Linked DNA regions of Homo sapiens: regions 1 and 3 are each linked to region 2. The links are chromatin contacts, found by Hi-C or POLR2A ChIA-PET in ENCODE. All regions are on one chromosome and are shown on one strand. Each heading gives the region's core, a stretch centred on a gene start or an enhancer-like site at or near the end of the contact. The rest is flanking DNA. Distances are from core to core; before and after follow the strand shown.

Region 1 (3,978 bases), core at 523-3,022, 1.1 Mb after region 2:
AATACCACCAGGAGGTAGAATACCATCCTTTCTATCTTGGCCCCAGAGTGTAGGTGACAATACCTTTGGACTGGCAAGTTCCCAGAGGACAAGAAAATGACTTCTTTAGAGCAAGGATTTCTTGACACCTTTTGGGACCCATCATGTTCCATTTTTTTTAAACACTAAAAGAAAGATTGCTTTCCCCGCCAAATAACAGCATGAACATTATCTTAAAAGGCAAAGACATTAATTTCTATGAAGCCAGGCACGAGACACTTTTGGGTGTCACAATAAGAATGACAATACGTTCTGATGTTGAGCACAGAAGGAGGGTGCATCAGTGAAAATTATGACAGACAGCATGACGGTGCTGAGAGGCAAGCTACGGATCCAAGCCCGCGACTGCTCAGCCAGGATCTCTGTTCCCTATGGGAGCAGTGAATCACCTGAACTTTGGGTCAATGGAAGAAGTAAAATGCATAACACCCTAATCCTAAGACACAAGTCCTGACCCCCTAAACCAAGGTTTTCAGCACTTTGCTAAAAACACGAACAAGCTCTAAGCCTGGCAAAGATGGCAATACATACCCAGGTTGTGGAAGACACTGCAGAGGTGGCCACTGGTCACGCTGGGCAGTTGAGCTGCTGAGAGTGCCCTGCCCAGCCAGAAATGGTCTTTAATACTCTTCCCCTCTTTCTTTCAGTTTCCCTTCTGAAAAAAGATGCTTTTGTCTTTCGTTCTCCCCACCCTGCATTCAGCTAAGGGTTTCTTATAAATCACCCAGATTCTCAGAAACACTTGAGCTCTTGACCAACCTTCTTGATGAGACTGTCCAATCAGGGGTGGGTTGCCTGGGGGGCCAGGTTGAGACCAATGAAACCCTCTTGAGAATCGAGCCATTAGCTGGTCATTGCATCAGCCACCCCTCACCCCCCGCTGGCCTCCAAATAACCTCCCCACCCTCTTCCCGTTCCCCACCCTCAGCGTCAGTGTGACTGATTTTGTGTAGTCGTGGGCGGTGGAAAGAGAAACTGTAAATTCCCCGCATCTGTTCACCGAGGCGGCACAGTGCAGTGGAAAGATCAGGAGTTCTGGGGTCACAGACGCCTGGGTTTCAATCCCAGCTTGGACTTATTCGAAACCTTGGGCAAGGGTCGCATTACTTTTCTGCTTCCCCTTCGGTTTCCTCATCTGTGGAATGGGCATGGAGAAGCCTGCTAACATTACCGTTGAGGGGACTAAGTGCAACACTACGCAAAGCCTCTGGCACATGGCAGGCGCTAAATAAAAATGGGGGCCTCTCTCCTCGGGAAAAGCGAACAGGCGGAGACGATGAAGGGTGCCAGTGGGAAAGGGAGACGGGGTGGGTCGGCGGCGCTCAGAGGAAAGGGGCGAGGGGTCGGTGGCAGGCTCCGCGCCTCACAGTGCCAGAACGCGGCGGGCAGCAAGCCGGGCTCTAAGGATACTCCCGGGAGGGCCAGGCCACTGGGCGCCGCGCCAGCGTCCCTCCATCACTCCCTCCCTTGTTTCCTCACTCCGCCCCGGCCTTACTCCCCTCGCTTACCCTGCCCAGCCGGGCCAGTCAGCGCTCCCGGCTCAGCAACCGGCTGTCTCCTGGGCGTCCGTGGAAACGCCGTCCGGACGGAACAACTTCCGGCCCGACGGCGCCGTCATTGGCTGTTCGCGCGGGGGCGGGGCAGAGGCCGCCACTGATTGGCTGGCGGCCGCGGCGTCGCGTCGGAACGTGACTGGATGGTAGTGTGCTGGCCGGTCTGCCTCCGGGAGAACCGAGCGCTTCCGGTGCGTGTGGTGAGCGGCGGGCCCCGGGCTGGAGGGGCCGGGACTGGGCAGCGCCTAAAGCGCCCCGTGCCGCTTAACGCGGTCTCTCATAGCCGCTCGCCTTCCTTTCACTTCCTGTTCCTTCAGAAAGCGCTGTGCCTTGGACCAACCTTACTTCTTACTATTGACAGCTCAGCTAACTCCTATTCATCCTTCAAAACCCATCTCTGGTCGTATCTTGTTTGTTGCTTTCATCGCTCTGGGGCCTCCGGGGGGATCTGTGTTTTGTGTTTGATTTCCACCCACACCAGACCCAGCATAGGGCTTGACAAAGAGTACGTAATCAGGAAATGTTTGTTGAATGGGAATATCCTATTTCTTTTACTTCCTAGCATCTCCCCCTCCCACCCGTTTGCATTCCAGAAATATTTTTAGACGCTGGGCATTGAATAGTGAACAAAACACAGAAAGTCCTGTCCTCATGGGGCTGACTTGCTGATAGTGACTGTCAGAGTCACTCGCTCCTTCCTTAGACTCTTCTCCAGTGTCCCTGCCTTCCCTTCCATCTTACTGTCTGTTCCTCTTCGTTTAATCCCTCATCTCCTTCCAGAGGGAGCACGGGCACCCTGGTGGTGGGAATCTGGGTGCATGGTGGGTGGTGCCTGGGCAGAGGAGTTGAGAGTGGCCTCGGGACCAGGCTTAGCATTTAGAGAACAGAAATGCCAAATTATTTGCAGTGCACGGTTCCATTAGTTTATAATTAGTCTTTCATATTATATTAGTTCCATTGGAGATGAGCTGGCTGGCTGGCTTTAGAAGTTGTTGTTGTTGTTGTTGTTTTTTGAGACCAAGTCTCGCTCTGTAGCCCAGGCTGGAGTGCAGTGGCGTGATCTCCACTCACCGCAACCTCCGCCTCCCGGGTTCAAGCAATTCTGCGGCCTCAGCCTCCAGAGTAGCTGGGATTACAGGCGCGCACCACTGCACACGGCTAAATTTTTTTTTTTTTTGTATTTTTAGTAGAGACGGGGTTTCACCATGTTGGCCAGGCTGGTCTTGAACCCCCGACCTCAGGTAATCCGCCCTTCTCGGCCTCCTACAGTGCTAGGATTACAGGCGTGAGCCACCGCGCCCGGTCGTTTTATTTAAACTCTGGCTTTGCGTGTGGAAGTTGTTACCTGCCTGGAATGGGCTGCGAACGGGGGCGGCATTACTAGAGGAGGCTGACTACAGACATTTATGGAATGATGACCTGACTTGTAGACCAGTGGAACCCTCAGGCGAATGATGCCACTTGGGGGAAAGGTGTGGAAGAGGTTGGGTGGTTGATTCCAGGGGACATAGAAACCCATTGTCTAGAAGAAGAGATGGGTAATAGGCTGTCTGGAATGACTTAGAAAAGGACTTGGAGGGAATCTGTTGATGCTGACCTGACTCCACCTGTTGGGGGATGGAGGCGGAGCTTGGCGTGTTTGATTAAGGTTGGGTGCACTGGGTTTTCTTGGAAGTCGGTCTATTGCCTGAGCGTTCTGTGCTGTTCCACCGCGCCCTCTGCTGTCCTAGGAGTGCCTAGCACCCTTCTTTTTCTCTGGATTGTGCTTGGTGCTAACAGCACAGAAGTAAAAAATTACCAAAGCACTTCTTTCTGGGAACTAATTGATAACCATGTATTGTGTATGATGGTTCAGAATTTCAGAAAGATTTTTTTTTTTTTTGAGACGAAGTTTCACTCTTGTCGCCCAGGCTGGGGTGCAATGGCGCGATCTTGGCTCACTGCAACCTCTGCCTCCTGGGTTTAAATGATTCTCCTGCCTCAGCCTCCCGAGTAGCTGGGATTACAGGCGTGTGCCACCACGCCCGGCTAATTTTTGTATTTTAGTAGAGACAGGGTTTCACCATGTTGGCCAGGCTGGTCTCGAACTCGACCTCAGGTGATCCGCCCACCTCGGCCTCCCAAAGTGCTGGGATTACAGGCATGAGCCACTATGCCCTGCCCAGAAAGATTTTTTTTAACAAGTAGAAATTCATTGCAGTGTGAATCTGTGTGTTGGGAGTGAAATGGGTGGATTTGGATCATGCCCTCAGAATTGCTCCCTGCACACTTGGGTAGACGGACACCTCAGGACCTTAGCCTTGTGCTGTGGGCCTGTCTGTCCAGCTGGCTGCTACAGAGATGGGATACCTGGGGGAAGAATGTTCCAGGCAGGCCGGGCGCGGTG
Region 2 (4,669 bases), core at 1,078-3,577:
GCAGTTAAAAAAAAAAAAAAAAAAAAAAAAAAAAAAAAAAAGGAACGGCGACCCAGGCACCGCGAGAGAAAGAACGGCGGGGAAATGTTCGCGCGCAGCGAAGAAGCCGCCCCGCGGGCTGCGGCGGGCGGGGAGCGCCGCAAAGCCACCTTCCCGGTGCAAGTGTGCGGGGACTCGGGGCGGGTTCCCCTGCAAACACCGTACCTGGCCCGCTCGCGCTCGCTTTTCCCCTCTGCTAAATAAACCCAACAGGGACGGTGGAAGCTGCTGCTTGTCTTGCCCCGCTGCCTGACTTTGCCCGCCCAGCCACATGCTTGAAATCGACACGATTTCAGCCGGTGGATTTCCACTGCGACCTGCCTTGTTTATTTAGATAGGAAAGATGAAAGATACTGAGATAGAAAGATGGATACGAGATTGATGGGTCTCCTTTTTTTCTTTTTTTTCTTTTACTATTTTACAAGCGCATCACTCTCTTCCCACTCCTAACTGACAACCTTTTTTTTTTTCCTCGTGGCGGGGATTTTTCACCAACCCCAATCCCCCCACCTTTTTTGAAGTGGGGGAAAGAAGACAAGATCATCCCAGGAGACAGACGGAGGTGGGGAAGTGGGGGGTGGGGAGGGGGGCTTGAGCCCGGCAAACAGCCGCGCAGCTGGATTATTTTGCAAATAGCAGGAGGAGGGGAGAGAAAGGCGGCTGCGGAATCCTAGGACTGGCGCGGCCGGCACCCTGCTGGGCCGGGCGCAGGGACCGGGGACCCGGAGCCGGCGGCCGCCCCTGGCCCTACGGCTCCCCCAGCCGGAACGCACCCCGCTCTCCTCCGCCCGCGCCGTCAGCGCGGACCCACGCGCTCGCCAACTTTTCCCCACTTCCCGGCTCCCCCTCCCCCTCCGCTCCCCCAGCCCCCTCCCCCTCCTCTCCAAACCCCGCCACCAGCGCCGCCGCCGCCACACACGCCGCTCGGAGGGGCGAGCGTCCAGCCGGGCTCGGCGCGCACACACACACACTCCTCCAGCCTGCATGCCCCCTCCCCGGCCCGGAGCCGGCTCCGCAGGCCCCCGAGCCCGAGGCGCGTCCGGCTGCTCGGCGCCCCAACTCCCCGGGCTGCAAAGAAACTTTCCTATGGCCCCCGCCCCCCGCCATGCTCCAGGCCGACGCCGTAGACTCTGCCAGCCAGCGGGCGGCCCCGGCGCCTGGCCAGGCTCGGCTGTTCCGGGCTCGGTGTCCCCAGCCCCAGACGCCCGGAGCCCCATCTCCGGCCCCTCGCGCGCACTCCGCAGACACTTACGGGTGATGAGCTCCCTCTGGGACAAGTGCTGCGGGTTGCCCTGTTTGCGGCGGGACATTGCCCCGGCATCTATTCTGGCATCGCCCGGAGAGCTGCACTGATGGGGGGAGCCGGGGGAGGGGGTCCGAGCCGCCGCCGCGCCGCTGCCGCCGCTGCCGCCGCCGCCGCCGCCGCCGCACCTCCTCCTCTGCCCGGGTTGGTGTTTTTTTTCCCTTCCTCTCTTTCCCTCTCTTCCTCCTCTTCTTCTTCTTTATTTTGCTCTTTCTTCTATGCTGTTTTTTGTTTTGTTTGCAAAAAGAAAAAAAAGGGAAGAAAAGCAAGAAAAACCTCTCGATCTAAAATAAGAAAAAGAGGCAAAAAAAAAAAAAACTGCTGTTGCTTTCCGCGGACTGGCTGGTTTCTTTAAAAATATATTCTTTCGAAGGAAAAAAAATCTCTTACACTTCTTCAAACTGCTTGGCCTCTTGCACTTGCAAATGTCTTCTTGAACTTAAACTGGGTTTTGCACCGGCTCCTGACACTTTCTTTCAGGGTCTGGTAGGTGGAAAGCGCACTTCTACCAGGAGGGGAAAAAAAATGCAAACAAATAAAAAAATAAAAGAAGAAAAAGCAAAGGAAAAAAAAAAGCAAAGAAAACTTGGGGACTTGTCTCGTACCCCCTCACCCCGCCCCCTCAAAAAACCCAAAGCAATGTAAAACTGCCCCGGTTCGGTTGTTTCTGGGTTTTCTGCGGGCTGCCTGTTTTTGTTTTTGTTTTTGTTTTTTCTCGGAGACTGACCCTTCCGAGGCTCTGGGGGGACACCAGGAGAGGCTCCTTCCCAGTTCACCTGGCAGGCTGGCGCCGGCCGGAGGGGCTGCCGAGTCCCCGCGAGCGCTCCCCAGCGCTCCCCTGGCGCCGCGGGCCCGGGGGGAGCGGGGCGGAGGGGCGGCTCGCCCAGTGCGCCTGGGTCGGTGCGGGCGCAGACTGGGAGCTATAGATTGCAACGTGAAGATGGCGGAGTCCGGGTTCTCTGGGAGCTCTCGGTCTCTCTATGGCTGGGGCTGCCTCTGTACAATGGGATAAAATTCAAGTTCAAGTGCGGACGTGACGTTTAATCTGCACTAGAGACAAAAAGACCCAGAGAGTCGGAGCACTGGGGGCGACTAGCGGTGGCTTTTTAACATTGTACCCTGTAAGAGAACAAGAAAGCACACACAGAGACACACTCGCGCGCGCGCGCACACTCACACACACACACACACAGTCGCCAGTTGCGCACACCCGCAGCCCAAGCCGGACACACGTGCAAACCGCGTTTTTGTGCGCTCATCTCCCCCGAGCCCCGGCTGCGCAACAGCGGGAGGGGGTTGGGGGGGGCCACTGGGCAGCTTATTTTAAAATAAAAGAAAAATCGTCCTTATATCTCCTCCATCCTGGGAGCAGGACCCCCTGAGAAGGGGGGCGGGGTGCTGTGTGAGTGAACTAAATTGAATCAATGCAAGTCTCCACCCACCCAAAAGCTCTTTCGGACTTGGACTTTGGGGGTGGGGGCGTGGACTGTGGAAAAGGGTTGGGGTCGACATGGGAGTTGGGGGGACAGTAAGAATCGCTTCGTTTCCCTGGAAAAGTCGCTTGGTAGTTTTTACTTTTGTTTTATGGTCGCGGGCGGCGAGGGGAGGGGAGTAGATGTTGGAGTTCAACTTCCAAAAAGTGTCTCCATATAAATCCTGGTATTACAGACTCTGGGAGGGTGAGGATGACAAAATAAACGACACTAAGACAACAGAATCAAGAGCACGTGAGGGGGTGAGAAGTGTTTGAGACCTTGTTTGAGTCCCACTTGGAAAAGGATTTTCACTCAAATCTTTGTCCCCTCCCCTCACCTTACCCCGATTAACTCCTGGGGTCAAACACGACCCCACCTCCTAAACTGGGTCTATGGCAAGCGAGAGGGTAAAGGGACCGGGGCGCTCCACGTGGGAGAGGGACTTGGACTTGCCAGCCCAGGAGTAGGTGTGGCCAAATCTCCGCAGATACTCGGGTGGGTGACTCCAGGAGGCGCCCCTGACAATCACAGCAACCTGGAAGTCACACCCCGCCCCCCGCGCTCCTCGGCCCAGGGTAGGACTTGGAAATGCCTGTCAGACTGGGAAGGACGCAGCTGCCTTGTCAGCCGTTTGATCTCCAACCGGCGAGGACAAGAGGAGTTGTGGGGCCTCTCCGTGGCCCGGGGACAAGGCCAGACCACGGCCCCCGTGGACACCCCCCATTCCCCAGGCTGTGGCCAACTTTGTCAATTTGATGACCTGGCCTCCAGGGCTGGGCGCGCCACGCGGCTGGCCTCCTCTCCCTTCTCAGGGTTTCTCTGGAGGCGGCCAGGGCGGGTCGGGGCCTGGCTCCGGCTAGGCTTCGCGGGCGAGTCCAGCTGCACCCACCCCACTCCGCCCCCAGGCCTGGCTCCGGCGGCTTCACCCGGGCGCATGGCGAGGCCGTGACGCCTCAGCGCCGCCTCCCTCGGGGCCTTTTCCTCGGGGGGCACACGGGGGTTTTTGTTTTCGTCCCGAAGGTCTTGGGTGGGGCGATGGCACCAACAATTTAACAGCGCCCAGAGTCCGTGAGCGAGAACAGAAAGAGATCCCTTCCAGTCCCATACCCTAAAAAATAATAACAATAAAATGTGCCCTGGCTTGCAGTTCTGTAAACTGTGGGCTCCACGGTGGGCGGACGCGAGGCCGAGCGGATGGAGACCGGGGGCGGGGCGCGGACTTGCACCTCCTCGCCCTGGCCGGGCAGGCTGCACCCGGCTGCCCACCCCCAACACCCCACCTCCACGTGGTCCAAAGTCTAGTAGGGCCTCCCTCTTCTGCCATCCCTCTCACCGGGAAAATCTTTCCAGGAAAGTGGCTTAAAAAAAATATGCCCACACGCACCTTTAATAAACTTCTTTAAGACATTCATAAACTGGCCATCCCTACTCGCCCGGACTCTAAATTTGAAAGATCAACTCGCGCTCTCTTTCTGAGAACTAGCGATGTGAAGCCCAGAGAGGGTGAGCACTTTGCCCTAGGACACACAGCGCGTCAGGGACAGGTCTGGACCCAAAACACCGCGGCGTGCCTGCAGCCCAGCGCCGCCGGCGGTCCGGGACTCGAAATCCCGACCCACGACCCTCACCTTCCTGGGGTTGATTACAAGGAAGGCAGACCCCGCCAGTGGCAAGGCGGGACGGGGAGGACCCCTCAGGAAAAGGGAGCCCCTCCGCGAGCGGCGCAAGGGCTCTCGGAGTCCCAGCTGCAGCCGCCACCCCGCGTGCGGTAAGGGGCCGTGCCTGGGGAGGGGGCACCCCCTCCCCACTCCCAGCAGGAAGTAGCTGGCGTGGGCCGGCGCGTGCCCCACGG
Region 3 (4,365 bases), core at 1,235-3,734, 1.8 Mb before region 2:
TCTCAAAGCCTAATTCTCTCAAGTCAAGCTAAGTCCCCATTCCTTCTGGTTTGTCTCCACCTTTCTCCTCTGCAGAGCAGGCTGCACAGGCATGGTCCCCCCCACATGCAGACATACCTCATTCCTCAGGTCTGCCCTGTTACCAGTTTTGTCGTGCATCTCGTGCTAAACTTACTTCTCAAATGGAAAGCTGCCTCAAGGGCAGGGTGGCACGGTGGAGAGGGCAGGGGCTCTGCATCTGACCTGTCTGACATCTGATCTTGGCCCTACTGGTTACTTGCTGGGCAGTCTTGGCGAATTTGTTTAATCTTTTTGAACTCTGGACTCATCAGCAAGAAAAAGGGAATGATAATATGTACTTTACAGGGCGGTTCTGAAAATTAAGCCAGACAAAGTGCTTGGGACGAGAGCCTGGGACGTTCTGACAGCAGTGTGGTTGTGGCTCGTGTCTGTGTTATTTTTCTGATTGTCTCCATGCAGGGTCACAGTAGGATTCACATGGGGTCACTTAGGCTCTGCCCTGGCCGGCAAACACTGCACTCATAGGTCCCCTCCTCAGAGCTCTCCAGCCCCAGGACAGATTGGGGGTGATATCAGGCAGGAGGACTGTGCTGGGATGTGACCCACTGGGAGGCCTCCATGTGGGACAGAGCCAGAGGCAGCACCTGGGCCGTGACACCAGTGCCTGGGGACGTGGTTTGCCTGGGAGCCAGGTGGAGCTGATCCTCCTTCTGGTGGGTGCTCTGTGCCTGAGGCATAGCTGGGCTGCAGGGGGTGGAGGACTCCTCATTCTGTCACTGCCACTCACAGGGCCTGGAGAGCTGTGTCTGTTTCTGGAACCTCTGAATCACAGCCTCCTTGGGTTCTTCTGAAGGCACATTGCACCTTCTAGAAGGGTATGACTCAGAAGGAAAGAGAGAAAAACCTCTACTGGCAAGAGGAAATGGCTGCAGTGTTTACTTTATCTGAAAATGGCACACGCTTTTATTAAGACATAAATGCCAGTGATGGATTCTGCTCTTGGCGTGTGGCTGTGCTCCCCAGCCCTGAGGTGAGATGGTCAGGAGATGTGAGACCCTACAGAGAAAATATTTACCATGCTGAGCTGTCATGAGACAGAGTAAGTGGGCAGAGGGCAGCTGGTTCCTTTGACCACCTCATTCTAGGGAAAATAAACAGGGACCCTGGAGCAGTCACTAACAGAGGGGAGCAAGTATCCTCTCTCTGCAGTAGAATCTCTGAAAATTCGGATAACGTTAATTGTGCCACTGTGGTGGCAGTGCAAGAAATTCCTGTTCATCCCGCTGCAATGATGATTAAGGTAACAAACACCCAGTCGGGAAGTCAGGCTCCGGCCCTGGAGAATAGTTGAGGATCGCCTGTAGCATATTGTTCCACTCTGCTGGCATCCTAACTAGACAGCTTTAGTTTTAGCATAAAATCCATATTCCAGACCTTTATGGAGCAGAGAGGCAAACTCCAATGCTGCCGTTGCAAGCATCAAACAGCATTAGAATGAATTAAGGAGATTTAAGACTCTCGATGCTGTCGGGGCTCTTCTCCATCCCCTCTGTTTTCTCCAAGGAGCTGTTTTAAAGGCGTGGGGGGCAAATTGGAAGAAGGGAGTGGGAAAAACGCAAACCAATCACGCTAACCTCGCTCCGGAATCGAAGTCTGACTCTGTACCACGCATGGATTTAATTGGGAGAGAGGTCTTTTAGAGACACTCTGGGTGGGTGCATAGATCAGTCTGGAGTTTCACAGTACGGCTTCTTCCAAGGTCAGAGCATGTGTCCAGGGTCTTCCCCGCTTCCTGGTGGACGGGAAGGCGTCTTCGGTCCGGTGGTTGACAAAAAATCCAAAGAGGGCGTCAGATGTGTGCACTCTGGTGTTTGGAATTTAAGTAAAATCTGTAATTTTCCTCCTGCATTTCCTCAGAGAAATTAGCTATTCTATTCACTGCATAAATTTTCAGGTTTTGCTAGCACGACACTCAGGGTGTTGAATTTTTTATGACAAAAATGCTGTAATAATTGTTGAACAGATGTAAGTGTTGGAGACTCGGCTCTGGCAGACCTCACGAAACCTCGATTAGCAATTTAACCCTGTCCTCCCTCCTGTCCGCACGCCGGGGAAGAGGAGTTGCAGTTTTGAATGGCTTCACTGGGATATGCACAAAGGCAGAGAAAGAGTTTTCTGGAGAGCAGGGGAAGTCCTTTAACGAGCTCTTATGCCCAGCCAGAAAAGGAAGAACTCGGTGCAGCCTAACCCTGAAATTACCACATTACCAAGTTGTCTAGCTGGGTGATTAATAAACTAATTGACACGGGGGACACTTGTCACTGGCGAAGCAGCTCCCTAGCCAAAGCGAGGAGCAACTACATAGCGTCTCCCGGGGAGCTGGGAAGTGACAGTCTACACCCGCTTCCGGGCTCCCCGTGACATAGGCCAGCCGGGCCTCCATTTACACCTCAAAGCAAAGTCACAGAGGGATCCGCCCCTTTCCTGGCTGCCTACACAGAAAGCAGCCATGGGAGACTTGCCGAGGACTTTGTCCACCAAGTGATGAAAGCATGCAAATGCCTCCGAATCAAAGGTAAATCAAAAGAAAATGGCAGCCCGCAAGAGGAGGCGGCGGTGACAGCCCGTCAGCCGTACAGCCACCCGACAGGCCTGGTGGCAGCGTGGAGGCTGCCAAGAGAACCGCCTGAGGAGGCTGCCGCCAAGACAGATGTCACGGCGAGGAGGGCGCGCTTCCGTCGCTTTCGGCGGGGCCTCATGGAGCAGGAAGTGGTACTACATGTGCCACTTAAGAGAATAATAATACTAATAAAACTGGGCGTTGTGAAGGGGGAGAGGTGGGGGAGAAAGGCTGGTTAGAGAGAGAGAGAGAAGAGGGGAAAGGCATGTCACAGTGTTTGGTAAAGGAGGAACTGAATTGATGGCCATCCTGAAGTTTGTGTGTGTGCGCACATGTGCGTCCTTTAGCAGGCTGGCTTTCCCTAGGCGCTTACAGCATCTTGAGAGGCATTGTGCTGGTGGAGACGTGGGGTTCTGGTGACAGCTGTGTCTTTGCAAGAGAGGAGAGGTGACCACAAGGCCACAGAGGTCCTCTAGTTTTTATAGCCCTCTTTTCTGCCTTTCCTGGAAATTGACTTTTGGTTTCCTGCCAAGATTGGGTTGCCCATTATACAAAAAAGCAGACTCCTGCTTGGGGCATTGCAGAGTTGCAGAGATGGAGGGAGACAGAGGCAGGTGAGGAAAGCCTCAATGTCTGATTTTCTCTGTGTCTGCCTCTGTGTTATTTGCGGATGGGTCGTGAGCCCCAGCCCAGCAGCCCACGATATTCGGACCTTAAGTACTGAAAATAACCTACTCCCCTTTTCATGGGTATTTTAAATTAAAATTAATATATAACAGGCCAGGTTTAGTGGTTCACGCCTGTAGTTTTCAGCACTTTGGGAGGCTGAGACAGGAGGATCGCTTGAGCCCAGGAGTCTGAGACCCACATGAGCAACGTGACAAGACCCCATCTTTACAAAAATAAGAAATAAAAAAAATTAGCTAGGCATGTTGGCATGTGCCTGTGGCCCCAGCTACTTTGGAGGTTGAGGTGGGGAAGATCACTCGAACCTAGGAGGTTGAGGCTGCAGTGAGCAGTGATGGCACCACTGCACTCTAGCCTGAATGACAGGGCGAGACCCTGACTCAAAAGAAAAACGTGAGTGTGTATGTGTATAATAATAATTACATATATATATATAGCCATTACAGCAAGAATGTCCAACATAACAGCTCTTATGTGTTTTTTGTATGTCAAGTTTTTCTAAAAATTGCTGACTTTGAGGTGAGACTTCTGTTTTACCTGTGCTCTGAGCAGGTGTTTGGGCTGCATGTTGGGAAATCCAATCCCAGAAATTGTGTAAAAAATAAACTATGTTTTTTTAAATTCTAAGATGATTAACTTTTGTCTAGGAAGTGATTGCAGATAGGTTCTTAGCCATAAATGTATAAAATTGTCATAAACCACAACATATTGATTTGATCATAAGAAATTCACTTTTCTAAATGTCCCCCCTCCTCTAAAAAGCATTTGGGAGTAATGCAGTCAATATAACAAAGAGTCTAAAGATATAATGTCCAAGTGCCTTGGAGGTGAAAGACCTTACACTTTATCTTATTCTTACCATTCCTACCCCAGCTGCATTTTATAAGCAGGAGAGTTGCTGGCTTTATAGTGTAGGAACAGTTTTAGTGCCTCTACCATTATCCCATTTTTGCAAATACTTCCAGAGGAAGTAATTCTGAGATTGCTGAAAATTCTCATAGGTGTAACTATGTGATAAGTCCTTCAGGGCAGAGAGA

What was found. A loop is a pair of places that touch in the nucleus more often than their neighbours do. ChIA-PET counts read pairs that join two places held with the same protein, here RNA polymerase II (POLR2A). Pooled maps may share reads with other maps.
Region 1: a loop to region 2 is called in a pooled map, with 8 times the contacts of the local background. The contact joins the promoter of WDR25 here to the promoter of BCL11B in region 2. A Hi-C loop is called at or near these places in 1 of 37 single-sample maps with no recorded cell type and 7 of 50 pooled maps. POLR2A ChIA-PET finds 5 or more read pairs at or near these places in 1 of 52 experiments (T-cell).
Region 3: a map of CD8-positive, alpha-beta T cell shows a loop between it and region 2 (9-fold over the local background). The contact joins the promoter of LINC02325 here to the promoter of BCL11B in region 2. A Hi-C loop is called at or near these places in 6 of 168 maps with a recorded cell type or tissue (CD4-positive, alpha-beta T cell, CD4-positive, alpha-beta memory T cell, CD8-positive, alpha-beta T cell and 1 more) and 12 of 50 pooled maps. POLR2A ChIA-PET finds 5 or more read pairs at or near these places in 5 of 52 experiments (activated CD4-positive, alpha-beta memory T cell, activated naive CD4-positive, alpha-beta T cell, activated naive CD8-positive, alpha-beta T cell and 1 more).

The regions. Positions count from the first base shown.
Region 1 is chr14:100,374,713-100,378,690 of GRCh38, forward strand. WDR25 (WD repeat domain 25) reads left to right here and starts at 1,773. Exons shown (of 7, transcript NM_001161476.3): 1 at 1,773-1,783. It overlaps WARS1 (tryptophanyl-tRNA synthetase 1), which reads right to left and starts at 635. Exons shown (of 11, transcript NM_004184.4): 1 at 571-635. RefSeq lists enhancers at 587-726, 737-1,096 and silencers at 1,607-1,666, 1,857-1,906.
Region 2 is chr14:99,269,870-99,274,538 of GRCh38, forward strand. BCL11B (BCL11 transcription factor B) reads right to left here and starts at 2,328. Exons shown (of 4, transcript NM_138576.4): 1 at 1,292-2,328. The coding sequence starts at 1,349. RefSeq lists silencers at 2,175-2,254, 4,539-4,669.
Region 3 is chr14:97,456,332-97,460,696 of GRCh38, forward strand. LINC02325 (long intergenic non-protein coding RNA 2325) reads left to right here and starts at 2,485. Exons shown (of 5, transcript NR_110166.1): 1 at 2,485-2,596.